Linked DNA regions of Mus musculus: region 1 is linked to region 2. A link is a loop called in an ENCODE intact Hi-C map of the cell type or tissue named here. Cell type or tissue: gastrocnemius. All regions are shown on one strand. Each heading gives the region's core, and the rest is flanking DNA. Links, peaks and the distances in the headings are about the cores only.

The links. Peaks named below come from ENCODE experiments on the same cell type or tissue, not always from the same donor. Only the 100,000 strongest peaks of a DNase experiment are listed, where the experiment ranks them.
Region 1: a loop joins it to region 2, with 2.2 times the contacts of the local background. A loop is called at or near these places in 3 of 42 quality-filtered maps.

Annotation. Positions count from the first base shown.
Region 1 is chrX:57,227,947-57,244,699 of GRCm38, forward strand. It overlaps Arhgef6 (Rac/Cdc42 guanine nucleotide exchange factor (GEF) 6), which reads right to left. Exons shown (of 22, transcript NM_152801.2): 15 at 16,659-16,753; 16 at 15,444-15,569; 17 at 13,860-13,880; 18 at 12,648-12,741; 19 at 11,220-11,297; 20 at 9,040-9,139; 21 at 6,911-6,965; 22 at 3,539-5,705. The coding sequence ends at 5,565. Among named protein-coding and RNA genes, the nearest start is that of Cd40lg, 24 kb to the left of the region's middle. In gastrocnemius, for the core only: a CTCF peak has its summit at 8,228 (motif pointing right); no DNase peak of the experiment used is centred there.
Region 2 is chrX:57,365,666-57,382,418 of GRCm38, forward strand. No RefSeq gene overlaps it. Among named protein-coding and RNA genes, the nearest start is that of Snord61, 17 kb to the right of the region's middle. In gastrocnemius, for the core only: no CTCF peak of the experiment used is centred there; no DNase peak of the experiment used is centred there.

The DNA of each region.
Region 1 (16,753 bases), core at 3,810-11,809, 140 kb before region 2:
ACACAGGGCCCAGGTTGCCCTAGACCTATGTGTTCCTTGCAGGGCTCGAATCCATGATGATCTTCCTGTCTCCAATTCTCCTAGTGAGGATATTATTTTTTGTACAGTTGATAGGGTTGATGAGGTCAGCAGAAAACCCCAGTAGACTGCTCTCTCAGGCTCATCACCAAACGAAGCACACTGTGGAACCCAGAGCAGTGGTCTGCATTCCGCACTGCAATTGGGTGAGGGAAGGGGGCATCCTAAGGTAGATCCCACTTGGTGGCTCCGACATCTGATAGCCCTTACCTGTGAAGTGGAAGGAAGAAAGCACCAAGTGTGGAGTGAAGTGAAAGCAAAAATACAGAGGAAAGAAGCTAGCAGGAGAGAGACAGACTTCTGTGAGGGAGGGAGAGGAAATGGAGGGGGAGGGGAGAGAAAGGGGAAGACAGAGAGAGAGCACAAAGGGCCATGTGCAACCGTGCACACCTGCAAATCTGTAACTCTAGCACTAGGGAGGCAGAAAACTAACAAGTTCAAGACTAGCTTAAGATACACTTGAGTTTACTCAGCCATGTTTGAGCTACATTGTGAGATTCATTCAAAAATGAACAAACAAAAGACCACTTCAGTTGCAAAGAATAGAGTTTGAATACAACAGAGAAGCCACTTTGAGGTATTGAAAAGCAATTCCCTAGATTTGACAAGTGTTCACTGGTAGACTAGAGATGTAGCTCAATTCATAGTGCATGCATATCATGCATGAGGCCCTGGGTTTAATACCCAGTACGTCATAGTACCTGGCTTAGTAATGCACATGTGTAATCCAAGAGTTCAGAGGCAGTGGAAGCAGAATTGGAAGTTTAAGGTCATCCTGGGCTACATGGTATATCTGAGGTCACCCTGGAGTACACAAGATTCTGTCTCAAACAAACAAACAAACTCAAAAATAAACACAAAATGGAGCTTTCTGCGGATTTCACAAGGGTTGTTTAATGGGCACAAAAGGCAGAAGAAATGTGGTATAGAAAGCTCAGTTCCAAGAGATAGACCAGAATATAGGCTCAAATCACACCCCTACCATGAAGTACTATATAATTCAATATCTGGGTACTTTTATTCACCTGTTAGATGGAGAATAACAGCAAGAAAGACCTGACAGTGTTGTTCAAGGTTTGATGAGCCTAAATATGTGAACTATTTAACCAAGTGCTAGTATGTGGGACTTAAATTTAACTATTCAAAGCAAGGAAGAACCAGTAAGGCAGCTCAGGCAGACAGTTAATTTAGTCTCTCCAAAAATGTGGGGACAAGGAAGTGAAAGGCAGTGGTATTCTGGTGAATTAATGGCTTCACAATCATTCCACGGAAGTTGTGACCCAAATACTACTATGACTACTGCCTGTCACTGCTACTGCTGTAGTGTCACCCACAAAACTTGAGCAGAGACATAACAATGTGGACTACAGAGACCAGAATATGTTGGAAATGTCCTACAGGCCACCGGAAGGCTGTCTAAATTAATACTCTCCACTCCACCCCAAATATTGGCATAAATGAAGTATATGCGAACCCTCTTTGAATCCAGAACCCTTGTTGCAACTTAACAAACTGTATATTTCCTTTTATGTTTTCAGGAGGGACATGGGGAGAAGAATAGACAGTATCTAGCTCAAATAATTCCCTCTCTGTCTCTCTGTCTCTGTTTCTGCCTCTGTTTCTGTCTCTTTCTTTCTGTCTCTTTCTGTCTCTCTCTCTCTTTCTGTCTCTCTCTCTCTGTCTCTCTCTCTCTCTCTCTCTCTCTCTCAGGTTGGGGGGGAGCTGTGTTTGTGGGGGTGTGTATGTGTGTGTCCATGAGAGAGTAAAGATGTAAAACGCATAGGTAGGTCAACATCAGGTATTGTTCACAAGACTCATCTACCTTTTGGATTTTTTAACTTCATTATTATAATGTGTTTATGATAGGTAGGGCATGCACATGCAGCATTTCATGTAGGGAGACAGTTGAGGACAACTTCATGGAGGTGGTTGTCTTCTTCCATCTTGATGAGTGTTCTAGGAATTTAACTCAAGTCATCAAACTTTCAGGGCAGGCACCTTCACTCAGTCATCTTGCCAGTCCCACCATGGTTTTTGAGATAGGGACTCTCCCTAGCCTAGAACTTGATGAGCAGGCTAGGCTGGTGGACCAGCAAGCCCCAGGAATCTACCTGTCTTTGCCATTTCAGTTCTGGGACTGTAGGTGCAAGCCACCACAGCACTATTTTGACATGTGTTCTGGTGATGTACTTTAGATCCTCCTGCTTTTGTGGCAAGCACTTCCCCAACTGGGTTGTCTCCCCAGCCCACCGTTCATACGTTTCATCCTACCTGGTGACACCAGAGATCACAACTGAAAATATCACAGATGGACAAACTCTTGTAAAATACAAAGATGGAGGAGCACTTGGATAGGAAAATGAATGTATCTCGTCTAATGTTGGAAGGAAATTTGTGAGATATAGTTCAAGTAGTTTGTAAGTTGAAGCCAGAAGATGAAAGATAGGGCAGTTAAGGAAAGTTCTATGTCACTAGTGGGTGACATTTGCTCACTACATTTCAGGTATGATCACAATATGAAATAAAACCTTAAGTGGAAAAGATAGGTTGGGGGAAGGCTGATGCGAGTGGACTAGCTAAAATTTCCAACCTCAACCTACTCCTCACTATTTCTAAAAGAAACAGAATGATTGAGTACTGGGCACTTAGTTGGGATCTAGAATAGCCTAAAGCTGGTCATGATGTTAAGCACACTTTGATCTGAGCACTGGAGAGCCAGAGGAAGACAGATCTCTGTGAGTTAAAGTCTGGCCTGGTATGCACAGTGAGTTTCAGACTAGCCATGACTACACAGTGAGACCTTGCTGCTGATAGATAGATAGATAGATAGATAGATAGATAGATAGATAGATAGATAGATAGATAGATAGAAGGTGAATGGAATTATTGTAAGGATCTATGAATCAATTGATGGATAGAATTATGCTATATACATAATGGAATGCTACTCAGCTTTTAAAAAGAAGAAACTAATCTATAACAGCATTAATGAACCTGGAGGGCATTGTGCCAGGTGAAATAAGCCAGGCAGAGAAAGGTGAATGCTGCAAGATCTCATTCATTCCTCACATGTGTAATATAAAAACAGAAGCTCATAGACGTGTAGGGGAAAATAGGAGTTAATCAGGGCATGAGTGAGGAAAGAGAAAGGCTAGTATTTTGATTAAAATGGACAAAGTTTCAGTAAAACAGGAAGAATTTGTATGTATACAATACACTGACTATAGTTAATATTTCTTTGTCTATCTCAAAAAAGTTAAAAGCAAAGACATTCAAAGTTCTCACTATAGACATTGTAATAGTTGAGGCAACGCATGCATGGATGTCATGATGTATGCGTGGAATGAAAGCTCACACCACTGTCACCAACAATTCATATTTGTCAGTTGAAAATAAAATGACATTTAAAGAACAACCTTCCTCTACATCAGTCAGTAAGAAAAAAATAAAACACAGGACCTTATTTATAAAGCACTGTTTATTCTTGTTTATTGAAAATGTCCATTTTAAAAGTCTTTAAAATAAAAACAAGTTTAGAAAATCTGAGCTCCTATAAGAAGGGACATAACAGAGGGGAAACTGAAAGGCCCCTAAGGGCAGCAGTTTACTTCCAGAGTATTGTAAACAACACAACTATGGAGACATGACTGTGGAGTTAACATGGCTTCATTTCCTTTATATTATTTAGTGTGTAAGCATGGGCAGCCCACTGCACAAGTTTCCTTATCCAGAGTACCAAGGGCCTCTCCTCATAAGGGCAAAGTCCCCAAACATGCATATGTACACATCCTTTATGAGACCTTTCAATGTCTTAAGCAATGAACTAAATTATTTGGCGACCACAAAAGTGGTTTTTCCTATGGACAAATTTTGCACATTGATTGCCAACTATTGACCAAGCACAGACAGGACAAATGGGAACATGTGGGTTGCTACTGTTATTCCTTTTGTAAAAATGTTTTACATGAAAGATGTCTCATAGAAATCTCTGGGCTTAGAAACAGGACAGCTGTTCTTAGCAACCTTTACTCTCTAAGCTGACAAAGATAGCTCTATGCGATTGTCTGAGGTTGGCCTTTAGGAATACTCCACATCCTGTGGGTGCTATAATGTTGGCCATGTAACATGAGATAATAGCACTGTACCATAAAGTTATGGAAACTGTGAGAGCCTCCATATCACAAAGGAAAAGGGCTCCTCAACAAGCTTTTAGGCCTCAAGGTTGGTTTTGAAACAACCCTTACAGGGCCCAATCAAATAATATACACGTAAGCCTTTGGTTGGCTTTCTGCATCTTTTTCCAGTGACTTTGCCATCTGGCCAAGTTGTGCTGTCATCTGAGGAGGTAGGTGAGAGCTGTGTTCCTCCATCCTCAGCCCATTTTGACTTGTGTTGAATTTAGGTATACAGTGTTCTTCTGGGGCTCTCTGTGAAATCTGCTTTCTCACGGGTCACTTTTCTGGACCACATACAAAGTCAATGGTTTGACATTATAAACAACTTGAACAAACTAGTTTCAAATAGTCAGCTTCACTGACAGCCTGCTCCAGCTAGGAGGGGCCCTTTAACTCAGGGTCTATAATCTGGATCATCATCCTAGAGGCCACTGATGAGTCCAACTTCTCATTGCAGAAACCAGAGCTTGGTGAGATGGGATGGAAGGTGTACGAGGGCACAATATTTTCTCACCCAAGTTGTTTAGAAAGGTGAAAAGGTTGTCATGGGAATATTCAAAGTAAAGTCATTGCTCACAGTAACTGACAAGATAAGCAAAGCAAATCCATGATCATTGACACCCCACTTTGTATGGCTGGCTAAAAGCATGGGGTTGAGGGGAGGTAGAAAACTTACATAGAGGCAGAGGGCTGGGCTGTAAAGCTACGCTATACTAGGGATAAGTACTCCATCAAGCTGCTTTGCCCTGCTGCTGACGGAGGACTGCCTGAAGCAATTTGCTGAGAGACTTGGTGCTGGTGTGGATGGTTGGAGTTCCTACCACACTGACTTTAAATGGACAACAGCACAGAGGGCAGAGGGCATAAGGGCACTACACTGTTCTTGATCTCAACAGACAACATGGGCAATAAGTTCTTAAAGTACTGAAGGGGGCCATATGATAGTAAAGGGAAGTGCAACTGGGTCACTGGGCAAAGGTGTTCATTTTCACCTACTCTATACATAGCCTGAGAAGCTTAGCCTCCAGCGAATTAGGTAGTAAAGGGCTGTTGGGCATAGCAAAGTATTGGGGCCATTTTGGCCACCACGTCAGGCTATTTCCCCCTGTTAAAACAAGTGTCAATCAACTGATAACCAAGCAATAAACTCTGAATCAAACAGTGGAGGGGGAAGGGGGAGGGGAAGGGAGAGAGGAAGAAAGAGAGAGCATCCCAACACCACAAAGCACAAAGCTCAAATGCACAGTGAAACCATTCAGCTGGCCACTTTAAGGAGTGCTGAAGGCACTGTGCTCAGCTGCACAGTGATGGTTACTGGAGAATCGAGGTCTTGCTGCTGGATTCAGATCGAATGCATTCATCTGTTTGTTTCAACAGCTTCCGGACCAGCTTCTCTAGGTCCTTCCTCGACTTCAATTCTTCTTCCAGACATTGCTTCATTTTTTTATTCTCCTTGAAGGGAAAAGAGTTATTAATCACTGAGCTAAGGCAGCCCTTCTCGGGGTTCCTCCCCCTCCTACTTCCCCTCCTCATCATAGCATCCTTCACACTGACTACATATTCTGAGAGCAGGCTGTCTCTTGGTTCTCTGCCTGTGTGTAAGCAGCCTCCTACACTCTTCACTTTTCTCCAAATGTCCTTGCAGATGGAACCTGCTGCACAGACAACTTGCTCCATGCTTTTTCATTCAGGATTACTTTTCTTTCAATGCAAGCATGTGCTAAGAGGCTCCCCAAATATCTCTGGTGCCAACTTCATCTTCTGAGTGCCAGACCCATAGGGCCATATCAATGGGGCAGGTCAAATACCTTAAACTTATTATGTTCTAAAGGGAACTTAGTATCACTTCTCCCACTACCCGAAACCTCTTCCAGTGCTTCTGGATCCTTGAGAGGTTGCCCACCATAGCAAATTAGACAACCAGGGAAGACGCTTCTCTAATGTCTGTTCTCTCCTGATCCTTGCCCTGTGCCATAATGTGCCATAAGCCTCGACTCTGCAATGTCTCTTTATATTTGCTCTATTCCTCATGGCCTCACTGGCCGGCCTCAGCTCTCGACTTCACCATGCCTCATCCAGGATATGCTAAGCATTCCACAAGTGCTCCTGCAGGCTCTCGACTCCCCTCTTCCCTATGCATCCCCTTCTCACAGGTACAATCAGTCTTATCACATATGGAACATAGGACCACACTGCCCATAAATTCACAAACCACCACAGACAACTCTCTCTTCCATCTTTCCTTACTAACTTCTTTCCTCTTTTATATCTCCTTCATTATTCCCTTTATTTGTTTTCATGACAAGGTCTTGCTATACCAGACTAGCGAATCCATGATGTCCTTACCTCAACCTTCCTAATGGCTAGGATTGCAGACAGGTACCACCATACCTGAGCTTGCTTACATTTATTAAAAGATGTGTGGGAACAAGAAAGCTGTATCTAAGTTTGGGACTCTGCTGTATATATCTAAATAGAAAGGCTCAGAAATTCAAGGCCATATGGTAAAATAAATAAAACCCACCTGATACCACAAAGAAAATAGCAACCCTCCCTTAGTATCTGCTCCTGGGCTCTTCCTGAATCCCTCTCCCAGTGGCAAAGAAGACAGAGCAATTCTATTTTTATCTGAGAAGATAGCTTTGGTAATGCATTACCTGCTTCAGTTCCTTGACCTCATCCTTCAAGGCATAGACAGTATCAACAAGGCTCCTAAAATATACAGAGCAAATTTATAAATGAATGGTTGGTACTGAAGTGCTGATAAATAAGGAGCCTACCATTCTATATAAATACAGAGATGGAAATATCAGTGGGTTTCTACTTGATGGGGAGAAAGAATGACCCACATCCTTTCTCTTCATAGGAGGAAACCTCTCATCACATATGCTCATTTCAACACCATGTTACAGCATCATTTCTATACTGCACAGTTCACTTCTCAGTCCCAGCTCATGTGACCAGAACATAACAGATTGCAACAATGAAATGTGTTTTCTTTTTCAATTTGAGGACATGGTAGACAAATTTGAAATGATATATTTAAAGTATAATATTTAAAGTATACAGCTTTGGTGTGTTTGTCTTATGAAATTATGTCATAAATGAAATTATTATCACAACCATCACCACATGTATTTATAGCTACAATTTGTGTGTGTGTGTGTGTGTGTGTGTGTGTGTGTGTGTGTGTGAGAGAGAGAGAGAGAGAGAGAGAGAGAGAGAGAGAGAGAGAGAGAGTATTGGGAACACAGGAGGTCAATGCTCTTAGTAAATTTCAAGTTTAAAAAAATATTGCTATAAAAAAAAAAGCCGGGCATAGTGGCGCACGCCTTTAATCTCAGCACTTGGGAGGCAGAGGCAGATGGATTTCTGAGTTCAAGGCCAGCCTGGTCTAGAGAGTGAGATCCAGGACAGTAGGGCGATACAGAGAAACCCTGTCTTGAAAAACCAATATATATTGCTATTAATTATAGTCACTGTTAGATAGACTAAAACTTACCTATCACCCTATACAAATGAACATTAAACTTTTTTTTTATCACCATCACCTATTTCTTCTACCCCCTCCAAGCTTCTGGTCTATTCTGCTCCTATGAGTTCAATTTTTAAAAGAGTCTCATCCTTTGGTTTTATTGCTGCAGCTTTAGAGTAGGGGTAAATATTACTTACAATATAATTAAAGCTATGCTATCACAAGACCCTATATATGCTACAATAGCCATGCTATGGTATTACTCTTTATTTAGCTAACCTTTCATAACAGAGAATTAGGACATTAAAAAAATAATAATTTTTAAAAAATGATGATGAAGTTCCCTGGTTAGTGGTGGCATTCCTTGTTTCTCGATTTCTTCCAAATCAAGGAACTTTCAGATCAGATTTTAGTTGGGGATTTTTTTTTAAGATTAATTTTTATGTTTGATGTGTGCGTTTATGTGCATGTGAATGCAGGTACTCAAGGAGGCCAGAAGAGGGCGCCAGATCACCTAGAACTGGAATTTCAAGCAGTGTGAGCTAGGTGCCCTACCTGTGTCTTGTGAATTTAACCAGGGTCCTCTGAAAGATCAGCTGGTGCTCTTAACTACTGAATCATCTCTCTAGGCCCTAGGTTTTCGTTTTTATTCTGTCACTTACTGTCATTTTGAACATGTGTAACCAGTTTTCTTTTTGTCTTGTCATGGCTACTACTTACTTTATATATGAAATAAGGATAATACTACATCCCTTGCAGCCTTCACAAGGCTAATGATGACTACTATATCAATAATAATGTTCTTAATAACAATAATTACTATAGATGGGCATACATTTTTGAGTGCTAACCTTTATAAAGGTTATAAAACATTTTGTGATCAAAAAATAACACAGAAAGTATCTCCATCACTCACATTTTACAGATGAGGAAAACAAATTCAGAGAGGTGGAAGAGCTAGCCCAGGGTGACACTAACAATAGCCCAGGCAATAACCCTGACAATACACAGCAAATTGAGAGAAGAACTTGGACTCTAGCCTGTTCTCTTGAGCAGGACTATGTATGTGCAGCATCCCTCCACGGCCTTTGCATCAGCTCCTACCTCCAAGTTCCACCCTTGTTTGAGTTCCTGCCCTGGCTTCCCTAGACGTTGGAGAGTGACCTGAGAGTTGTAAGCTGAGATAAACAGTTTCTTCCTCCAACTTGTTCATGGTTATAGTGTTTTATTATAGCAACAGAAGCCCTAAGACAGGATGTCATGCCTACTTTAGGCCCCAGACATGTCAAGAAAGCAACATTCTCTACTCACTTCTCTTCAATGATGGTCTGCCCATTACTTCTGGTTTCTTCAATAATGAGTTTCTCTTCCTCGGGGAGTAGAACTTGTGGAACAGAATCTTTACGAGTACCTGTAAGTGATGATCACGATCATGTAAGATGGGGTAGGGAGTTATCAGAGGCAGACCTAGGTATTTGTTCCTTTCTATTGTAGTTACAGCAGAGACATTCTTCATGCCCTTGTACTCAAAGGGCAAGCATGCCACTTTTACACTTCCCGATAGGGGACTCTAAATGACCAAATGACCTTATTTTGTCTTCAAGAAGGGGAACTGATGTGGTAGGAGTCCCAGACTTTTCTGTTTTCCCTTTCCCAGAGCAAAGAGCTCATCACTGATCACCCAGTCTCTGCATGCCTCCAAGAGTCACACAGCACATCCCATGATCACTGGGAATTCTTTAATTTCAGTGAAGATCGGGCTGAGAGGCAGCACTGCTCTGGGGTACAACACGGCAAAACGGGCTGCAGAAGCAGCACTCGTTCCTTCCATGGTCCTCTAGGAAATGCAGAGCAGCCTAAAGCTATTTTGGTGGTGGGTACAGTGGAGATGGGAGATTATCTCAGCAACAAAACTCAGGTTTCTTCACTTCTCTCTGCCCACACTGCCTCTCCAGCCTGGCAATCTAGATCCTTCCTCTCTGGGTTCAGAGACATAATCTTTGGTCTGTCTAAGCCACTGTCTAGGTCACTGTTTTGGAAGAGTATCCTGCACAGAGGTATACATTCACTGCTTTCCTTGACCACTTCCATTTCCCCAGAGGGAAGATGTGTTTCCCTTTCTGTGTTCGGAGAATGGCCCTTCATCAGTATGCAGAAGATAAATGGATGGATAAAAGAAAGCCAAGAGCAGTCATTTCTAGGGAAACAGGACATTAGACTGGCCCATGATGCTGCTGAAATGTTGGCCACATCTGAGTGTCAAGCGGGATACTTCCTACATGTCCAAGGGAATGTAAGAAGGAGGAACAAAACTGCTCTTTTTCTTAGGGCAGATCACATGCCTGAGCTTTTACCTCTGAGTACAGGGCTAGACACCAAAGTAGAAAAACAAGTGGCTCAGAGGTGAGGTAAGGTCAGATTTTGTATGAGGGATGCTCTGGTGTCTCCTCGTCCCCATTTCCACCCTACCTTTCACAATAAAAACTTCTCTCACTCTCCTCCCCCAGCTCATCAAAACTTATTAGAACCGAGCATGCCAGAAGTGCAGCCAGGTTGCATCTGTGGTACACTGTCCCTGTTCACAGTGAAATGTATTGATTTCCACATCAAATGCTTTCCTTTTGTGACAGCCTGTGAGATGTGTTACTTTGTGTTAAGGCAGTCTCTTATGAAATCCCTCTCATTCCGAGTAAGCAGCTGGTCAGCAGCTGTGAATACTACAGCACCAGGGGATGTTCATTCCCTATGCAGATGAGAAAAACTCTCTAAAGGGGCCAGTTCAGTAATGGCGTAAAGTCTGAGATGAGAGAAAACGAAATATATAATCTATGTGACCTAGAGTGCGAAGAGCACAAGGGTTTGTCAAAAGGCATCACCCAGCTTTCAAGGGTATAACCTAAAAGCTGTTTAGGCAAATGCCCAAATCTCACAGCTCCTTGAGACATTTTATACATTGTGAAGTCTCAGCTGTGTAGCTACATTTTTCGGATTTTCAGAGCAACTTTGAAACCCAAGTCTGATGAAGCATCGCTCACTTCAATACATAGCTGATGAGAGATAGTATTCTGACTTCCTTTCCTATTCTGCCTATAAGACGAGATTAGCATCAGTTTGCAGACACAGGAACTCTCTGGGCTCTTTAATTCCTAACTAGTGCTGGTGGAGGTATCTGTGTAGATCAAAAGAGAGTGACTTTAAAAAAATTTTTTTTCTCATTTCTATCACCTCTAACATTTTCCCTCTTGCATCTCTTTCTCTCTGGGTGAAAAGCAACAGTTCATAAGCAAACCACCCAGTAACTAAAGCACCTTATCTGAAAGATTCAGTCCTGCACTTCTGCTCTGCATTGAGTCACATGCTTTTCATACCCTGCAAACCCAAACCCCATCTTATTGAAGGTTTTTTTTTCCTTCTAAGAGACAGTGAGCACTAAACAATAAAACCCCATTCATTAGCAAAAGCAGTGTGGCGAATTCTAATTGAGCCATTACCTTGTTGAAAACTGGCGCTGGTGCAATAAGCTTCGATCACCTTAAGAATCTGAGCATCCTCTTCCAGGGCAGCAGTACCTGTCAAATTTAATCAGTAATAACTTTTGCTACATATATGACCCCAAACACTCAAAATGATGTGTTGTGCCCATCACTGCCAAGGGTTCGCAGTGTTTCTGAAAGGCAGGTAGAAATTTGTTCAAGCCCCACGAGGCAAAAGAATGCTATCAAGAATAACCCCAAGAGTTCTGGGGTCATTACCCAGGGGAAGGAATGTTGCTTTGAAGTTCAGAACTCTAAAGCAGTAAGGGTTTTATTAATAATCTCTTGAAGGCTAAAATGATGGCAGTGGGCTTGGTTTTGCTCTAACTCTCATCCAGGACACCAAAGTCTTTCTATCAATTAAATTTCAAGACTTGCCTTCTTTAAGAGTCTTTTCCTGTTGACCCCACCCATCTTTTCAACCAGCCAGATATCACTTATCATCTCCCCAACTCAGTCTTTAAATACTCAGATGGCAATGTTCCACTAATAAGTTTAGGTAACAGTGGGGTTGGAGCTTCAGGAGTTGAAGTTTAGCAAAGATATAATTTTAATATATTATATTATATTACATTATATTATATTATAATTTATTATATCATATCAGAGTCTCATACAGTCCAGGGTTACAGCTAACTTGTTATGTAGCTGAGGATGAGTTGAAATTCTGATCTTCCTACCTCCACCTTCCAAGCAGGGATTAGAGGCACATGCCACCATGCCTGGTTTATATCATGCTAGGGATCAAACTTTGGGCTTTGTGCATGCTCAACAAGCACTCTATGAATTAAGCTATGTCCCTAGCCACAGGAAAGATTTAACTAAACTATACTTGCAACTGATATATGCATTGCTTGCTAAAACACTGATGTCTCCATGTATGCTCCCAAAGTTCCCTTGTTCACAATTTTAGAGTCAAATACAGACATATCGATTGTCTGGCTGACTTTGTAGGCATCTCCTAAATACAGCTCTGTTTTCTGATGTCAGCAGACTGACTCCATGGGCAACTGAGGACATCCCTGAGCATGAGACTGTCCGACCGATTTCTGTCCTCAGGTCCATTTGGTTTTTCAGAAAAAAATATTCCAGGCATCAGAAATCTAGAGGGAAAAATGTGCCCTTAGAAAATGGGTACCAATTGGGGGATCTAAACCAGGTGGGGTGAGGTGATGCAGCATGAAAATGGTCCAGACTGATGTCTGTCAGAGTCAGCAGGAAGTGCAGCAGGAGGAAGCTTATTCTGAAGTCTTAGAAGTGAGCAAATTTTCTGTGTATTTTTTTACAACAGATGATGCCAAGAACAAACTGCTCTAATTATCTGCTTTTTAAACATTGTCATGTTAGTTCACCCATAAATAACTTTGCAAAAGTACAGGCACATACTTTTCCTAATCACGTATTCTTCCTCGGATGCTTTCCTCTCCGTCTTTCTTTTGTGAAGAAACTTCTTCATTGTTTTGGGGCTCTTACTAGATTCCTGTAAGGGTAGCAGTTTCTCCATGAATTAACATTCTCTTCCAAACACGAATGAAAATAAAACAAATAAAATGAATCGGAATACATCTCTCATCGCGATAACATCCATTAGGGAAGGGTCAGACTTTTAGATCACACATACTATAAATGGCTCCAGTAAACTCGGAAAGGTTCAACAAAGCACAGGCAATGGCGTTGCCACAGGGATGAGAATAAGAATGGAGAAGGATGCAGATTGTGCAGGAGGGTCAGTGCCTTTAGGGTACCATCTGCAGCAGAAGTAATGGGATTTCAATCCCAGAAGAGTACTAGCATTCCTAACTTGTTTTATATTCACCATGGATAGTTGGAAGTGGATTAAGTAAGCGATGCAACTACTAATAGAACAGTTCTAAGAGCTTAAAACTGCTTGAATAAGTTTTGCTGAGCAATGGCCCTACAAAGGAAACTGTAATTCCTATCAGTCAGATGGGAAAATTAAGGTGGAGAGAGTGGTTTTCTCAGAGAGGAGAATTTCATGAAGGGTTTCCTGATAAATAAATTTGGCTTATATATAGCCAAACCACACCTTTAATTGGTGCTCAATAAAGGTGAAATTTAGTGAATTTGCTTTTTGCCACATTTTTTTAAAAAAAATCTATTCAATATTAATTTGCAAATAAACAAATTGGAACACTTAGAATCCCAATATAGTATTCTGATATTCCATATTGTCCAGAATCTATGTATCTATATATCTATCTGATACATGAGGTATAACTAGTATTGTAAAATATAGGGAACAAAGGATTTAATTGCTTTCCCTTAGCCGTGGTGACTCCACTTAAACTTAAAAAGAGGCAAACATGAAAACCACACGTGATTTAAGAAAAAAAATAAGAGGAAAAGCTAGCATTAAAAACATAGGGAAAACGAGCATTTTAAAGGCATGATATATAAAGTGAAATTTTACAAGGACCAAACACAAGCCTGCTTTTGAAGAAAGTACTTACATGTCAGAATTGCATCTTCACATTTTAGCCACCAATTATAGCAAGGGACAAAACAAGCATAAAGGAAAGCTTCATTCACCAAAGGTTACAGCACAAGGACATTACGATGTCACTGTTCTACCCTTACCTTTAAGATATAAGACATCCTCTAAAATGAATATGTAAAGAAAGAAAAGATGAGCGTGAGAGGTTGATGGTTATAATGACCACATCCATTTATCAATAGTTCTAAAACAACATTTGAAATGTTAGTGTTATCATCAATTACACAGAAAGAATACCGCCACATTTCCCACATTAGTCTCAGATGCAATACCCTCATGCAAAAGTCCAAAGAATCCAGTTCTTTACCGTATTAAAAGTGCCGAAAAATCACCAAAATGCACAGGAATAGCAAGAACATATTAATAACTCTCTTTCCCCAGCAGAAACAAAGTGATCATGCCTTAGTTTTAATAGATTAGTTATGTGTAGGATTAAAGTCAACTTGACCCTTCAGAATTTGCCTTGGTATGAATTCAGTAACTGACAGTTGCAAAATGTCCATTATTAAAAATGGGAATAGGTTACTATAAAGTGGAACTCCTGGTTCAAGTACTAAAAGAAAACTGAATGGTTGTAGGCCAATTTCAAAGCAGATCTGCAGGACCATTTCCTGCCCAAATTCTCTATAGGGTTACATTTTTTAAAAGTATGCTCAAGAATCATGTCTATTATGCCAGTTGAAAGGGTTAAAAATCCTCCAGTGTCTATATATTGTTCTATTTTGCACTGAGAGACAGAGGCAACAATTAACGGGAACAAAAGCATGATTGATCAAATCAAAACACACTCAAAACTGAGCAACATCTCCAGTAGCAAAGCACACCAAACAGAGAATTATACATTGTCTTTATATCCAAATTCTAAGGTTCATTTCATAACTGTCAGCAACTTACTCTTCATACAACAAGACCTGAAGAGTAGTTATTAATAAATGAGAATCTTTTCCGAAATATGAAATAAGTAGAAATAAGTAAAAAGGGAAAACATCGCTGGATGAAAAAGGTAATAAATACTGTGTCATTAAGGGAGCTAGTGACTGACATGCCTTGACTCCACTTGTAGAGCAGAGGACCAGCCACACTGGCCATGACATATCTTTGTAGCACTAGGCAGATATGATGCCCTGTGTAGGAAGTTGCTACTGAGAAGCCCCTCTGTAAAAAAAGACATTCCTTTCATGTAATTCTTCTATCCTTCCCACTATAGCAAACATTGCTTTCGTGGTTGAGACACATGCGTTGGTCTCATGATGTTTGGTGATTGGGCTTTATTGATCAGCATGCTACAAAATGAAGTATCAGATATTGATTAGAAATGCAACTTCCAAAGATGCATTTCTTGTTTGAGATGTGTGTACATAGCTAGCTAATCTAAAGAATCATTCTCTCTTCGTAGAGAGAAAACAGAGACACCTAAAGAAACAGGCAGTGTACTTGAACTGTTCAGTTCCATCAATGTGTATATATGGGGAACAGGGGAATGCAAAATTAAAAAGCAACCACTGAATCTAGCAAGTCAAGACTATATATATATATATATATATATATATATATATATATATATATATATCCTATCATAAATTCTAGCATATTCTCACTGAACTATTTGCAGTAAGCTCCAAAATTAGCTTGTCAGAAGCATTTTACACCATACATAGCAAAATTACCTCTTTATAACCTAGTGCTGCTGATGGTCTAAGTGGAGGTGCAGGTCGTAGGCAACTTAAACTCCACGGTTTTATAATTTGAGGAGGCTCCAAGGGTCCTCGGGGCTGTCCGGTAGAGCTAAAAGACTGGGAAAATGTCTCATGAGATGCTGGCAATCTGCCATCTGAACCCAACCTGGTACCACACAGTGAGAAAATGACAATAGCTTCATTGGATCAGCAAAGCCAGACATGAAATGGGGAATGTGGAATAGTGAAAGTGTCCAATTGGAAAGCTGACAGTTTCTACATAAAGTTATGGGGTCTCTAAGGAACAGCACAAAATGGACTTGGTGTCCCATGACCCTGTCCTTTCTTTTCTGCAATTCCATTTAAGGCAGAAATGTATCCTCTGTAAGGGAGGAAAATGGAACAACAGAAACCATTCAAGGTTCAGCGATGTGTTTGGCACTCACTTAGAATCTTAAATGGATTATTTCATCCAACTAAACTACGACGACACTCAGCGAAGTGAAGAAACTGGCTAGTAATTGGCAAAGACAAGACTTGAACCCAAAGCCTGTGTTCTGCCACCACAACAGACACACAGCACTCAAAATAGGAATGTTGGCATTGCAGGTTTGAGTGTTAACAGACAACAGAGGAAAGCTTCCGTTTCACCCAGCAAGTACAGTGATATCTCACTAATTCCAATTCCACAAGTTATTGGTTTCTGAGAACTCAGAGGATGGCAATGGTAAAAGCGTCCCTTCCATGCAAGTTCCTGAGCAGATGTAAGAGGACGGGATTCCATGGAATTGTTCAAGCACTCAGGGAAGTGAGCTCCCTGCTTTGACTTAGCACATGATTCCTGTGAGAATATCAGTTGTACAAGTCTTGTTTCTAATTAAAACATTTTAGAAGGGCCTTTGGCAGGAAACACTTGGCTAGTAGTTAGCCAGGGTCCCTTAAGACTGCTGACCAAAAGCACACACACCTAAGTGAAATGTTTTGTTAATTTCAATGGGCCTCAACAATCATGAGCAATCAGAATCAGTGAAGTTTAACTGTACTTCAAAATCTATAAATAGAGACCACCCAAAGTCAAACGGCATGCTTGCTGCTGATTTTTAGAAATCTTTAGTAGGCAAAGTCTGACAGGAAAAAAAAATAAGAAAGAAACCTTCATTAATCCTAATACTTCAATAATCCCAACAATCCCAATGGACTACTTACAGAATGAGTACTACATGATGAGGAGGAGGTCTTAGACAATGAACCGCAAGAGGTTGGTCCTTTGGTCAGTCTGTTCAGCTGCTCCATCCACTCCT
Region 2 (16,753 bases), core at 4,929-12,928:
CTAAATTTTATCATATAAATGTATGAAATTATCAAAGAATTAAAAATTTAAAACTAGCCAAAATAACACTAGAATATCTCCATGGTTGCCAAAGTTGTTACATTAGTTTACACACATGATAGCACCTGTGAGCGTCCAGCTGCTGCCCATCTTTCTCAGTATTTGCTGTGACTGTTTCAGTTAGGGACTTTTTAAACGATCCATGTTATGGTCTTGTAAGATGGCTGAAGCAGTAAAGCAGCTGGCAATTTGATTCCTGGGGCCCCCATGGTGGGAATGGAGAAGTAACTTCCTAAGTTGTCCTTTGATTTCCACAAGCTCGCATGTATGCATATGCTTCCTACATATTCTCTCTCTCTGTCTCTCTCATTCACTCACACACTATAAAAGTAAATCCATTTTAAAGGAAAGTTTATTTTGTATGTATGTGTATGTCTGATTGACTGTATGCACACTTGTATGTTCATGGATGTATCCCTGGAGGTCAAAAGAGGGCAATGGATCTCTCATAGGTGGAGTTATGGGCACTGCTAAATGAGTTCTGGGATCTAAATTCATGGGTCCAGTCCTCACAGTTACCACCAAGTCCTCTCTCCATATCAATTTACCTATTTTTGTAAATATGTAGTTGTATCTCATAGTAATTTTACGCTAATGATAAGCAACGTTGGACAATATTTTCATGTATTTTGGCTATATTTTTCCAGAGTGTATTAACAATTTTGGTTAGTTTCAGGTTTTGCTAATAGATGTTATTATTGTATATATTTTACTACAAATCTTTTGTCTGATATATTTTAGAGTATTAGTCATGTTTTTCATTGCTGAGACTCATTAGCAGAGAGAAATCATTTAAAGGGGGAAATTTCAAAATTTTGAGTGTGCTTTTTCTTCCCTTCATTTTTTAAAAAATATATCTTTCTTCTTGTTTTAAAACAGAATCTCAAGCAGCCTAGGCTGGTCTCAAATTCTAGTTCCAGGGGTGGACTGGAACTCCTGGTCTTCTTGTCTTTCTGTCTGTACTAGAATCACAATATCCTTTATTACTACGGAGGATTCTGTCATATGGAATATTGAATTTATCACTTAATCTAGCCCCTAAGTTTTTAAGAAGATTTTCCTGGTTTGTAGGTTGCCATTTTCTTTTCTTCATACAAGATTTTGCTGAATAAAAGCTTGAATTTTCAGAATTGTAATGTAGCCAAGGCTAGCCTCAAACTTGCCAAGGATGACCTGTTCTTCCTGTCTCCACTTCCCATATTCTAAGACTCAAAGGTGTACTGCCATGCTTAATTAAAAGTTTTAATTTGCCAGGCGTGGTGGCGCACGCCTTTAATCCCAACACTTGGGAGGCAGAGGCAGGCAGATTTCTGAGTTCGAGGCCAGCCTGGTCTACAGTGTGAGTTCCAGGACAGCCAGGGCTATACAGAGAAACCCTGTCTCAAAAAAAAAAGTGTTTTAATTTGATGAACTCCAATTTGTCAGTTTTTCTTTTTATGAAGCACACACTTGGTATCAAGTCTACATGATATAAGCAAAACAAAGTTTCTTCAATGTTAATAACATGTCACCTGTTTCAATAGGTAGGGATACTAGCTCATTTTTTTTTCTGGCTCTAAAATAAAAATAGAGCTCTTTTTTTTTTTTTTTTTGAAATAGGGTCTCAATATGTAGCCCTGATGGCTCTGAACTCAAAGAGATCTGCCTGCCTCCTTGACTATCATGAATTGTAAAACATGATCATTTAAGATTCCCAACACTTCAAACATTTTGATTCCATTAATCAGCAAAAAGAGGATAGAAAGAAAAAGCATCCTTCTACCATCAGTGACTGAGAATATGCCAGCAACATTCACAAGCTCTTTTACATTGCAAAATGTTACCCCCACACTCAAAGAAATGGGGGCATTTGCTGTGAATGAGGTTTGTGGGCCAAAGGAGTAAGGAATGTCCCATATACCCCATGTGTCTGTGTGTGGTTATCCAAAAAATGTAATGCTGGTCATGATTCCCCAAACAAGCACTGTAGTTTTGTAATCTATGTTCTTATCACCACCTTTAAAACCTCATGTGGATAAAGTGAAGCACATCCAGATAATGTTGTAAGACTTAAGAAAAGCCAGGCAGTGGTGGCGCACACCTTTAATCCCAACACTTGGGAGGCAGAGGCAGGCAGATTTCTGAGTTTGAGGCCAGCCTGGTCTACCGTGTGAGTTCCAGGACAGCCAGGACTATACAGAGAAACCCTGTCTTTAAAAAAAAAAAAAAGACTTGAGAAAAAAAGAAGAATTCTGGGGTTGGGGAGATAGCTCAGTCAGTAAAGGGCCTGTTTCACAATCATAAAAACATAGACTCCATCCTCCTGCCTCAGTCTCCCAAGTGCTGGGACTATTTGTCCAGCATTTGTCCTATCTGGCTCCTGGTTTTGGTTCATTCAGGTGATTTCGTTTGGTTTTTGTTTGCTTGTTTTACTTGAGATAGGGTCATACTATGTAGCCCTAGATGATCTGAAAACTCACAGTTTACATCAGGCTGCCTTTGAACTCACAGGAACCCTCTTGTCTCTACCACCCAAGGATGTAGATTAGAAGGGTCACAATGTCCAGCTTCTTTTTTGTTTTGATTTAATTTTGTTCTGTATGGCTGAGGATAAATGCCATGGCCACAGAGAAGTTCCCTACCACCAAGTGGCACTGCTACATCAACTCAACTCCTGAAAGCATAATGGGGATTGGGATTCAACACTTACACCAACATACAGACCACATACTACTAGCATGTCATTTGATCTGCAAAACAGGATGGCTCTCGGACTGCAACTTTCCATCAGTTTCCATTCCTTTTTTGGTGTTTGGGACTCTGAGCAAGTGGAAAAACTATAGATGCCCCTGGTAAAATGAATTCTGTAAGCATTTACACAGGAGGGAGTTGCAAAACTCCTGAGAAGCTCTTTGCTTGAGTCCTGCATAAGCAGAAACAAACAAGAATCAGACTTTGTCCACTAGCTGAGTCAAAGAGAACTGGCAATGGAAAAGGGTAAAGGGTAAGGAAGGAGGAGGGGGTCTAGGGGCAGAGGTTAGGGCATGCAGGGCAGGGGCAGAGAGAAAGGAAGAGGACCTTCACTGTCTTACTCTCCCTAAATAATTTTGAACTTCACTTACAACATTTTTCATCCCATAAGTACTAGAAACTCATTCACTTGGAGCAACACCTTTCCAAAAAGCTCCACCAATGTGGTAGTTTATCCAAAGCAGAGTAAGTGTCCTTCCAGGGCATAATGGTGTTCATCTGTAATCCCAGCACTCACACGCACCAAACTAGGATACATAGCAAGTTTGATACATAATGAATACCAAGAGATTCCTCCCATAGGTCACTGAATGTCAGGCATACTTTGCGCCCATATTAGGCAGCAACCCTACCATCTCATGATGATCCAACCACAGCAGATGTGACTGTGTCGTTCTAAAACTCATAGGTTGGGTGTCAGGATTCCTAAGTGATCTAAGGCTCCAGACTCAAGATCTGCTTCTCAAAACCCATGTGGTGAACTTTTTGTCCCCTTTTTGCAATGCTTTAGAGCTGGGGTTTTGGTAAGGCATTTGGATCATGAAACATGTGACATAATCAATGGATTAATTCACTGATGGAATCATAATATGACATTATTGAGAGGTTTGAAGGGCTTGGTAAGAAGAAGTTGGTCTCCTGGCCTGCCTCTGGGGAGAATACCTTGTCCTACAGCTTGTCTATCTGCCTACCAGCACTTCGTTCTACCACATGCTTCTGCTATGATGACTTATGATATAAGGGTCAGGAAGGAATAGGGCCAAGTGACTAGGGACTGAAACCAGGAGCTAAACTAAATCTTCTTCCTTTTTAGCTGTTAGCCCAAGAGACAAAGTATAGGCCTTTACGGGACAGTGTACATAAAAGAACACTCAGAAATTGTTAGAGGGTTAGCTCATACCTCTAATCTCAGTAGCATTCAAGAGGCTGAGACAGGAAGATCACAAGTTTGAGACTAGCCTCGGGGAACAGGTAGAATGACCACAAAATAAACCAGTTAAGACTCAAAAGACATATGGACAGAACAACATTAACAGAATCTTGAAATTCACTATTAGCTCTTTACAGCTCCATACATATTTTAAATATAATATAATTTATCCATTTCAAGTACACAATTCATTGGTTCATTTGTTGAGACGGGATCTCATATAGCCCAGGTCAGCCTTGGCCTCCTTACATAGCTGAAGATGATGTTGAACTTGGAACCAACCTGCCTTCTACTGCCTCCAATTACTGAATGAGAAGCATTTGCCACCCACCATACTTGGCCCAATTTATCAGTTTAAAATGTCTTTATTAGTATATATTAATTGTACATAATGAGTTGATACACACACAGACACACACACAGACACTGCACTTTGACTATATATTCATCTCCCATCACCCTCTCTTGTCCTTCCTCCTCTCACATTCTTGTAAATTCCAATTTTCAGGGTAGCAACCCTTCTACCAAGTCTTTTTTTTTTTTTTAAGTTTCATTGGGTTGTTTATAGCTAAATCACTTAAAGAAAGTATCTCTAATTCCCCCATCAACACTTCATTGCATCTAAGTTCTCAGTGAGTTCCCCCTGCTCCCATGCCATGGGGGTTTTTGGTTGCTTTTGCAGTTATTTGTCTTGAGACAAGATCTCTCTCTATAGCCATCGCTGGTCTGGAACTCAGAGATCCAACCGCATCTGCCTATTAAGTACTGGGATTCAAGGTGAACCCCATCATGCCTAACCATGATGGAGTTTTGACAGGCTCAGTCTTGTGGGGTGAAGAGTGTAATAGCCACAAAGTCACTCCTGGAGTCAGCATTCTGTACTGTTCCCACCCTTCTTCCAGCTGACATATTTTTTGCCTCTTGGTCTGTGACATTTTTTTTATTAAATTATTTTATTTATTTACATTCCAAGTTGCTCCCCTTTCCAGCCCCCCCTTCACGAGTTCTTTACCACATCCCCCGTCTCCCACCCACCCGCTCTGAGGGGGTGCTCCTAAATCTGCCCACCCACCCCCACCAGCATCACTCTTCTTTGGCCATCTAGTTTCCACAGATTAAATTCATCTTCTCCCACAGAGGCCATACAAGGCCCTCTACCCAGGGCCACAAACCAGCCCATGTATGCTCCTTGGTTTTTGGTTTAGTCTCTGGGAGCTCTGAGGAGTCCAGGTTAGTTGACACTGCTGTTCTTCCTATAGGGTTGCCACCCCCTTCAGTTCCTCAGTTCTTCCTCTGACTCTTTCATATCGATTGCCAACCTCAACCCAGTGGTCCGCTGAAAGTATCTGCATTTGTTCCAGTCAGTTGCTGGTAGATCCTTTCAGAGGACAGCAGTATCAGGCTCCTGTCTGTAAACACAATATGGCCTCAGTAATAGTGTCGAGACTTGGTGTGTGTGTGAATGAGATAGATCCCAAGTTGGGCCAGTCACTGGGTGGCCTTTCCTTCAGTCTCTGCTCCATTTTTGTCCCTGCATTTTCTTTAGGCAGGAACAACTCTGGGTTAAACATTTTGAAGATGGGTGGGTGTTCCCCTATCTCAACTGGAGACCATGTCTATCTACTGGAGGTGGTCTCTTCCAGTTCCATCTCCCACTGCTGGACATTTCAGCAAATATTATCCCCATTGAGTCCTGGTAGCCTCTCACATCCCATGTCTCTAGGACTTTTTAGAGGTTCCCACTACTAGCTAACTCCCACTGCTTCATATTATCATTCATTCTCCTGGCCCTCTGCGCGTCCCTCCTGCCTCTCCCCATACTTGATCCTGCCCCTCCTTCTGCCTCCTCCCACCCAGTTGGTCTGTGACATTTCTAAAAAGATAATACCAAATTATATAACTATCAGGATAAGTCTGTTTTAGGTAATTTATTTAGATCCCATTTATTTTAAATTCTCTTTCTTGTCATAAGGCTCCTGCAATCACTATCTCTATGAATTTGCCTATTATAAACTTTTCATATAAATAGACTTGTATAACATGTGATCTATTGTGTCTGATTTCTAACATTAAGTATCATGTGTTCAAGCTTCATCCAAGTTGTAGTACATGTCAGGACATTTCTTTTATGGCTTAACAATATTTTGCCACCTACTTTTACGTATGCAGTAACCAGTGGATGGACATTTGGACCGGTTCCATTTTGGCTAGCCTAAGTAATCCAGCTAGGAAATTCTTGTACTAGTCGTTGTGCATTCTTATTTATCCATTCCTTCTTGGGCATATATCTTGGAGGAACATCCCTGGGTATACTGTAAACTTACACTTTTCATCTTAAGAAACTGCCAATCTCTATCCCAAAGTGAACACACCATGCCTTCAAGATCAGCAACTTCTTTCTCCACATCTTCCAGAATTTATTACTTTCTAACCTCTTTACCCTTTCTAGTGGACATATAATATTTTACCATTGTGAGCTTATTTTGTTTTATTTATTTTTATTTAAAAAATTCTGGACCCCGTTAGGGATGAACCCCTATTCTTGCATATACCCTAGTCAAGGGTATATGACCCCTAGGCAAGCACTCTCCTGCAGAGCCACACCCCAGGCCTATCCAACTTTTCTCTTGTGCAGTGCTGGAGTCTTGTGACCTAGAACCTCGCATGTGGCACGTGAGTGCTGTGCAACTGAGCTACAACCCAGTCCCTGTTTTCTTTGCTTAGTATTTTTCATCGTTTAAAACAAACTTCAAGAGCTGGAGAGATGGCTCAATGGTTAAGAGCACTGACTGTTCTTCTGAAAGGTCCTGAGTTCAATTCTCAGCAATGACATGGTGGCTCACAACCATCTGTAATGGGATCTGATGCCCTCTTCCGGTGTGTTTGAAGGCAACTACAATGTACTCATATAAATAGTAGTAAATAAATAATATGAAAAAACAAATTTCAGATTCAAATTTGATCATATTCTTCCCCTCCCCCAAGTCCCCACAGATCCTCTCCCCCTCCATACCGACCCAACTTTTAAGTCCATTCTCAAAAAAGAAACAAAACCCACTACAACAAATCCCTCCAAGACAGGAAAACAAAATGAAACCACACCCAAAAGGAAAAAAAAAAAGCTCTACGTCTTGTCACTTTTTCTACTCTAGAATAGAGTCCCACTAATATGTCTAAGCGGATCTTGAACTTGTGCTCCTTCTGTCTTAACCTTTCTAGTATCTGAGATCACAGCCCCACACTACCATGCCAGCTCCGAATGTGGTTTGTAATTCACAGATATCTCTAAATACATATGGAGTACAACATGAAACCTTGGGATTAACTAAGGATAATTAGCATATCCATAACCTTTCCAATAAGAGTATTCACAACGTCCTAGCTATTTTGAAATGCGTACATTACTGTTCAGTAGGTACCCTGTTGTGCAATGGCACACCAGAACTTATTCCTACTGTTTAACTACAAAAGCATACCTATTACCCAACATCTCCCACTTGCCCTCCCCAGTGTCTTGTGACTGCACATATGCAAATACGCAAGAAGTCAATTTTTAAACATAGCACGTGTAGACAGGACATTCCTTCATTATTGCAATGCCCACTGTGCTCTTACAGTGGGCTAAATATATTTGCTTTAAAATTTTCCATGCCTGAATGAGATCATTTGGTATTTTTATTTCTGACATGTCATTTAACATAAATGTCTATCAGCCTTATCCATGATGTTGAATCAGACAGAATTTTACCCAGTTTATGGATAGTGACTCTCCTTTCTTCCTCTTGCCCCCGCCCCCACCCCCACCACACACACTCTCTGTCAATGGACACTAAGGTTGATTCCTTACAATGGCTATTGTAAATTGTTTCATAATGGAGTAGGAATAGATGTGAAAAAGGCAGGCAGGGTTGCCCAGTGGGTAGAAAACCTTGTCACCAAGCTGGGTGACCTGAGTTTACTCCCTGGGACCCAAGTAATGGAAGGAGAGAAACAGTTCCCTCAAGCTATCCTCTGACTTCTACATTGTGGAGGAGCAGGAAGGGTTACGTGCTGAGCTATCTATCCAGCACATCTGTTCATTTTCTGAGAAAGGGCCCACTCTACGCTCCTTAGTCTAGTATTAACTATGTAGGCCAGGCTGGCCTTGAGTGTGTGGCAATTCCTCTGCCTCTCTGCTTTCTAAATTCTGGGATTAAAGAGCCACCATTTATTTCAGCTCAGGCTAAGTCTTTTATAATATGTTGTACTGGCAAGAATTAGCTCAGCCCAGCAAACTCATTGCCTCAGGGGAGTGGAGCAAGCCTGAGTCAACTGTTGCTGACATCGGCAGTGGATGACTTCAAACCCATGCACATATAGCCAGCACTACGTGGATTTGGTGGATTATTTTTAAAAAGACAAAGTTGGAAGGGAACAGATTGGGGGCTAAAGAGGGGAGTTAGAGGAAGAAAACAACGAGGAGTCTTTTTCATTATATATATACTAGAAATTCTCAAAAAAAGAAGAAACTTAAAACCAAAGAATTCACAGTCCCAGACAGACTACTTAATGCTTTCTATTGACACACCCTAGTGGCCTAAGGACTTCTTACTGAGCTCTAGCCCTTAAGGTTCCATAGTATAAAACTCTCTGGAGACTAAGCTCTGGCAAACTTGTATGGTACAAATGACAACCAAAGCACAGCACAAATTGAAAGTGATTTACAGAAATAAACAGATAACTGGTGGCACTGATTGACAGAATTGATAGTGTCAAAATAGTCTTTATACCCAACGTGGTCAACAAATTAAAAACAACCATTATCAAAATACCAATTACATTCTTTACAGAAATAGAAAAAGTATCCTAAAATTGATAAGGGACTACAAAAGACACTAAATAGTCAAAGGGGGGGGGGGATAACAGAATTGTATTAAGATATTTGACTCGATTTAAAAATTGGGTTACTTTCAGGTGCCCACCCATGGTTTGTAGCTCAGGCTAGCCTCCATCTCATAGGAATCCTTCTGGTGACCCTGCAAAGTCAGTGAAAACACTCAGCGAAAAGAACAAGGCTGGAAGCATTGCCCTGCCTGGCTTTACAATACAGCCCAGAGCTGGAGTCATGGCTTGGTAGTAAGGAGCACATTTGCAAATTCAATTCCCCACATCCCCAGCTCCAACAGATCCAATGCCTTCTGGCCTTCAAGGGCACCCACATGCACCTGTATACATAGGAACACACACACACACACACACACACACACACACACACAAATGGATCTTTCTTTTTTTTTTAAGAGAACCCATTATTAAGATATAATAACCAAAATAACATGCTGCTTTGGACATAATAATGCACAAAGACACCAAGGAACAGGGTAGAAAACCCAAAAATAAATCCATAGTTATAGCCAACTGATTTTAAACAACGGAGTCAATATTGAAAAGACTGATTTGCTCATTTTATATTGACTCTGGTGTTATGAGCAAATGACAGTCTTTTCAAGAAGTGGTGCTAGGAAAATTAGATATTCACAGCAGAAAATTGAAAACAGATTCCTACCTTTTATCAGTTATAAAAATCAGCTCAGGCTGACTGATGGTGGTGGATGCTTTTAATTCCAGCACTCAGGAGACAGAAGTAGGCAGATCTCTGTGAGTTTGGGCCAGCCTGGTCTGCAGAGTTAGTTCCAGGATAGCCATGGCTACAAAGAGAAACCCTGTCTCTAATCACCACCACCACCAAAAAAAAAAAAAAAAAAAAAAGAACATTAAAAAAAAACAATAAAAATGAAATAAAAGCAGGGCAGTGGTGGCACATGCCTTTAGTCCCAGCACTTGGGAGGCAGAGGCAGGTGGATTTCTGAGTTCAAGGACAGCCTGGACTACAGAGTGAGTTCCAGGACAGCCAGAACTACACAGAGAGACCCTGTCTCATAAAACAAAAAATAAAATAAAAATAAGTGCAAAACAGATCAAACACTTAAATATAAGACCATATAAGCTAAGGGAGGGCTCATCATGGCACCGGAAAGGGCAAGTTTCTGATAAGGCAGCAAAAACACTGTAAATAAACAATATACAAGTAGGACCACATCCCAACAAAAATGCTGTTATACAGCCATGGCAGAGGAAGCCATCAACAGAGCAAAAGTCTGTATATCTCACAAGAGGGTATAAGCCAGAAGTTTGTGTGTGTGTGTGTGTGTGTGTGTGTGTAGATCACAGGACAATTTCCATGAGTTGGTTCTTTTCTTCCAACATGGATTCAGAGGACCAGCCAGACCATCACTTTCTAAGCCATTGCTTTTACCTAATGAGCCATCTTGCCAATCCTCATTTTTTCCTACTTTTTAATATCCAAAATTGACAAAAGTCTCAAACAAGTCAAAGCTAAAAAGGTAAAAAAATAAAGAAAAAGAAATCTCAAACTAACCAACAAAAAAATTAGTCCAGACATTGCAGGCTCACCAGGTTTCCCATGAGATGGAAGCTAGCCTGTACAAGAGGTGAGATGGACACCTGAAAGAAGTAACCCAATTTTTAAATCAAGCCAAATATCTTAATGAAATTCTCTTATTTCCCCCTGCCATACCTTCTTTGTTTCTGTTATATTCTTGAGACAGGTCCTACTATGTAGGCCAGGATGACCTTTCCCCCAATCTCCTGACTCTCTGTGAGTAACTAGAATTCAGAGGTATATGACACCACACTTAGCTCTAAACAAACATTTCTTAAAAGACACACAGAGCCAGTGAAGTGGCACATACCTATATTCCTAGCACTAGGAGGCCAAGGCAGGAGGATTGCCATGAGTTCCAAGCCAGCCTTAATTATTATTTGAGACCCTGTTTTGAAACGGAAAATAAAACAGAAAGGAAGGAAGGAAAGAAGGAAGAAAGGATGACCCACAGATCAACAGGGGAATGTTCCACGTCACTATCAGGGAGATAGAAATCAAACTCCGTTGAAATGTCACCTTGACTCAGTAGGAATGGCTGTTGTGTGAGTGAGGCTATGAGGAAATGGGAAAGCCTTGCACACAGGTGATAGGGAAGGCATTAGTAAAGTTGTACAGCCATATGGTGGCTCCTCAAAAACTAAAACACAGGAAGGAGCACATGGAACCCCAGCAAGCTGCTCTCTGGGATAGCAGAGGAAAACAAAATGAGTGTGGTCTTAGACTGTATCCCCATAAGTACTAGTGACAATCATCACACTTTCACATTCAACAGATGTTTGTAAAAATTGCTTTATTGAGGTGTCATTTTGAAAGCACAAAATTCAGTTATAATTGTAACAGATTTTTTTTTTGGCAAGTTTACAAAGCTGCATGACCATCTTCAAAATCTAATATGAGTTTTGGAATAGATGAAATTTGGTTATAAGGAATTTCCTCTGATGAAATTCTACCCACAGCTAATTTTTACTTCCTCAAGACTAAGAGAATTCTGTCTCTATAAATTCATCATTCTTGAATATTTATCATAAATGGAATATTAGACAACATGGTTCTTTGTAGCTGTTGAGCACCTGCATTTACATGTATGCAATATGTACATCCAGTACCCAGAGGACAGGAGGGGGTGCAAGAACCCCTAGAACTCGAGTTACACACCCTTGTGAGTAACATCAGCCCTTCTGTTGCTTTTGTGGCTTCACATGTTGTAATATGTATTCATGTGTTCCTTTTATTGCAACATAGTATGCCACCAAATGACTATATGACATTTTGTTTATTCAGTGACAAGTCTAAACATTTCGATCATTTCTGATTGTTGGCTAATTTTATGTATTTTCTTTCAGACAGGATTTCACTCTCTAGTTTGGGCTAGCCTTATATTCGTGGCGATACTCCTGCCCCAGCCTTCCAAGTCCTAGGATTACAAGCGTGATCCACCATGTCTGGCTCTAGTTGGGAATTATAAAGCTAGTTTGAGTATATGTTTTACCTTTCATTTAAAACTGGAAGTACCTGATAATATTTACTATATTGCTTATGAGCCTGCAATGAGGTCCCATATCATGGCTGTAGCATGGGGCAACACTATTCATCCAATGCCTGATACACAAAAGACACAGGATGGGGCTGGAGTCCCAATATTCCCCTAAATAACTTTCATCCTAAGGCCAGATGAACTTAATCCAGTCCTGCCTTTTTAAAATTTTCTATCATGTACCAGTCATTCTGGAACAAAACCTTTTAACACTTGTACTTTCTAGTTCTATAACAAGCGCTGTGTGACCATTGTTAAAATCCAACAGGACATTTCCATCTAACATTCAAGTCTACACTAAAACGATCTAGTTTCTGCCTCTAGAAATCCTCTCATATAGCCCAGGCTGGCCTTAAATTCTCTATGTAGCTAAAACTGGCCTTGAACTCCTGATTCTTCTGCCTCATTCCCAAATTCATCAATCCTTGGCTGGGCATGGTGGCACACGCCTTTAATCCCAGCACTCGGGAGGCAGAGGCAGGCGGATTTCTGAGTTCAAGGCCAGCCTGGTCTACAAAGTGAGTTCCAGGACAGCCAGGGCAATAGAGAGAAACTCTGCCTCAAAAAAACAAAAACAAATCAAAACAAACCAAATTTGCTGATCCTTGTACTCAAGTCTGAGGCCAGCCTCACATTGAGTGCAGGCCATCCAGAGCTATAAAGGTGAACGAAACCTTGCTTCAAAAAACAAAAACAAAACAACCGCTGAAAGAAAGAGAAAAAGATGAAGAGAAAAAGGGGAGAGGAGCTACGTGAGACCCTATCTCAAAAAAAAAAAAAAAAAAAAGGTTTTTTTTTTTGTTTGTTTGTTTTGTTCTTTTAAAAAAAGGAGACCATTGTTTTGGGCCACAGTAACTTTCCTTGCTCCCAGTGGAGCACAATTTAGGCTTTGTTAAGCCTCGGTACAGAGAACAGCTCTTACTCAGGGACAGGTTCTCAAGGGTGGTGGCTTTTCAACTGAATGTCTGGGTGTTAAGCTGACTCCACTCTGGCTAGGTCAGAGTCTCAAGAGCTGCGACACTGTATGACCTCTAGGATTTCTCTTCTTGTTCAACTCCACAGCAGCTAGAATTGTTTCTAGGCCTGGAAAAATGTCACCCTGTGAATGTTCAAGCTAGTTGTTAATGAATGACCCACAAGGAAGGCTCCAAGAGACAGCTGGGGGACCCTGTGCTTTTCTTCCTCTCTGAAACTCCAGTTCTGACCTCTGCCCCAGGTCCAGCAACACTTACGTGCTGTGCTCAGACTCTACTTCCCTGTGAGATGCTATCAGCAAATGTGTCCCTAGGCGGGAGGAAACATGAGGCTTCTGTCACAAGGTTCCCTTCTCACAGAATGGCCTGGGAATCCGCGCGAACACTCGTGTCTGCTATAAAGCAAAGTTTCAAGAGATGCTTTAAGTATGCATTATGTTCAGGATAATCTCACCTATACCTCCCCAAAGCTTGGCTTCTTCTCCTTTGCTTTACTTCTACAGCCATGTAACATACGATTGAATGGTTCTGTTTATTTCCACAAAATTTACAGACAAAATATGAGCAAAAAAAAAAAATTTGTTTTGTAAGTTCCCTTAATGACTATTTCCAGTTGTATCCAGTTTCCTATAGACAACATGATTTTAAAAAATGCCTTTTCTACATGTAGCACAGATTCTCTATCTATTCCTCTCTTGGCCAACTAGGCTGGTTTCCTAACTTAGTTGTGGTGAATATAGTCTACAGCTATGTAGAAGTATCTCTCCAAGAGTTGATAGGAAGTCCTTAGAGTAAATAGCCAGGTATGGTATAGTTTGGCTTCTATAGTAGCTGCCCAAGCTTACCTTCACACAAGCAATAAGGAGGGTTCCCTTTTCCCCACATCCTTGCCAGTATTCATTGTTACTCCTTCCTTAATGAGTACCATTCTGGGGGTTGGTTAGATGGCTCAGCGGGTAAGAGCACCGACTGCTCTTCCAAAGGTCCTGAGTTCAAATCCCAGCAACCACATGGTGGCTCACAACCACCCGTAACAAGATTTGATGCCCTCTTGTGGAGTGTCTGAAGACAGCTACAGTGTACTTACATATAATAAATAAATCTTTAAAAAAAGAGTGTCATTCTGAATAAGTAAATAGAATCTCAGCAGTTTTGATTTGCATTTTCTTATGGTGTTGAACATCTATCTTTTACAATTTATTGGCCAAGGGAAGATAGAGATGACTCAGCAGTTAAGAGCACTGACTGTTCTTCAAGAAGATCCACCATATGGCAGCTCTTGGCCATCTATAAGATGATCTGACACCCTCTTCTAGACTACTCAGGCACCAGTCAAGCCAGTGGTACACAGATGCACATAAAAGACTCCTATGAATAAAATACAAACTTTTAAAAAGTCAAGCCAGGGCTGGGATATATCTCTACAGTTGCTAGAGTGCTTGCCTAAAGCCCCAAGTTCAAGTCCCATCAGCACATAAAACTGAGCATGGTGGTACACAGCTGAAATCCTTGTACTTGAAAGGATAAGTTCAAGGCTAGCCTCATGAGATCTTGCCTCAAAAAAGGTAAGCAAGGTATGGTGACTAATGCCAATAATCTTAGCATGTGGGAGGCAAAAGCAGGAAGGTCACCAAGAGCTTAAGGTCAGGTTGGTCTACAATAGAACATTCTAGGCCAGCCTGGGCTACCTAGTGAAACTGTCTCAAAACTAAAGATATAACTCAGTTGTAGAATGTACAAGGTCATAGGTGAATCCCACAATAAAACAACACATAAGTAGACTATAAAAGGCTCCACCCACAAAGTAATGATGTCTCAACTACAACACTAAATAAAATGCTACCATTATCTAAAAATCAAGAAACTATGAAATGTATCCAGCCTGATCCTCTAGTCTCTACATCACAAATATTATGATTACAGGTGTGGATCACCATGCCTGCCTAAAGTGCATGCTATTCCACAACTAAGTAAGGTATTGTAGTGTTAAGGAATGGGGCGAGAACATAGTTCAGTTGGTAGAGCGCTAGCACAGCAATGCAAAAAGCCCTCACTTCCATCCCCAGCACCACATAAACTAGTTACAGTGGTGGTACATGCTTGCAATACCAGCACTGGGGAAGTATGGGTAGGGGGTCAAGGTCAATCTAGGCTGTTTAGTTCAGGCTGGTCTCAATTGTATAGAAATCTAGTTGGGATTAAGATTTTAAAATGTATATAATCACCATGCCTGGCTATGACTTATTTTAATTACAAAGAAGAAAACATTAGAATTAGTTTAGGTGACCACCAGTACCCTTTACAGTCATTTTTAACTGCCTGACTCTCAATTCATTCTGTCTCAATGAAAACGAATTCTGAGCCTTTGCCAGCTGGCCCAGTTGGAGGTCCTGTCAGCAAAGTATTAGTAAGCCGCCACCGCAGGACTTGGGTTTGGTTCCTGCTTCCACAGCACAGACGTCTGTAGCCTGAGGAGCCTGTCTGGGTTTTATGCTCCTTCAGGGCACATATGTTCTGGACTCTGTAACAGAGTCCCCAGAAACACCCATAGGCTGTTTTTTTACAGTTGAGTACATCTGGCAAGACACTTCCCTATGTAGTTCCTCCAGCAGTAGAGAGCAGATTTCTAGTAGGTTCTGCTACTGTGGTACCAGTATCCCTTAAACATTTAACAAGTCCTAACCGTGCCTCTCCATATTTGATTAAGTAGGTGGTGAGGCTCTTCATTGATCTTCTAGAATAGCCCTACAGTAGGTCTTGAAGAATAGAAAGGTGTGTGTGGGGGGGTCTCCCTTGGGCACTCTAATCTCAACCCTACCAGAAGCAACTAGAGTAATTTAAGGTTTGTTATTTTATCCGGCGATCCTATACTCTTTATTCTCCTTTACTTCTATTACTCTACCCATTCAGAAACCCATACCAAATTTTCCTTGTACAGAATAGTGTTTTCTCCTCCTCGAATCCAGCCTGAGGTAAACGCACAATATGGGGTCTGTTAGGCAATGTCTTCAGACATCCCAGTGCTCTTTAGAAAGGGAAATGAGCTGCCACAAATGTCTGGCAGGCAGGCTCATAATCAAGCTACCTTTTGTGATTCGTAAAGTACCAACTGAAATCCCAAGTGCACTACAGTAGCAGTAGGGATGACCTTCAAACAGAGAATGCACGAAGTCTTGACTTTTACTTGCACTTACAAAGAAAATTGCAAGCTCGGGTGTATTAAGTTTCAGCACAAGTTGCTCTGAGAATCAGAGCTTCCCGATAGCTCTACAAAAGCTTACTTCTAATAATCTCCTGACAGATACTGCTGAGTATCGGCTGGGATGAACTCAGAATGTGACAACTGGACCTTAGCAAGCCTCTGATGCGACAGAACATTGATACCTGGACTTCTTCCAGCTTAAGCCCAAGCACCTTGCCCTACAGTCTGTAGAAATAAGCATCCCTCTGCTTAAAAGCAAAATCACAGATGGGACAGTTTGCAAGATTCTGTCCTCCTCTACAGTCACCAAAACCATATTCAACCAGCAGCTGAAGAGCCAGGGCCAAAATGTCAGAAAGCTCTGAGCAGGCCTGGACACACAACCTAAGGGCATATGAATCAAGCTGGGAAGAATGCGTAGGCCAAACATGGGTGGGGTTTCAGCATGGAGTAAAAGCTATGCTAGAATCAGAAGCAATGAACTAATAGCAATAGAGGGCTGGGGATATAACTTGGTAGAGTGCTTGCCTAGCATAAACATAAGCCCTGAGTTCTATTCCTAGCCCTTCAAAAACTTGGTGTGCTGGCATGGTGTAGT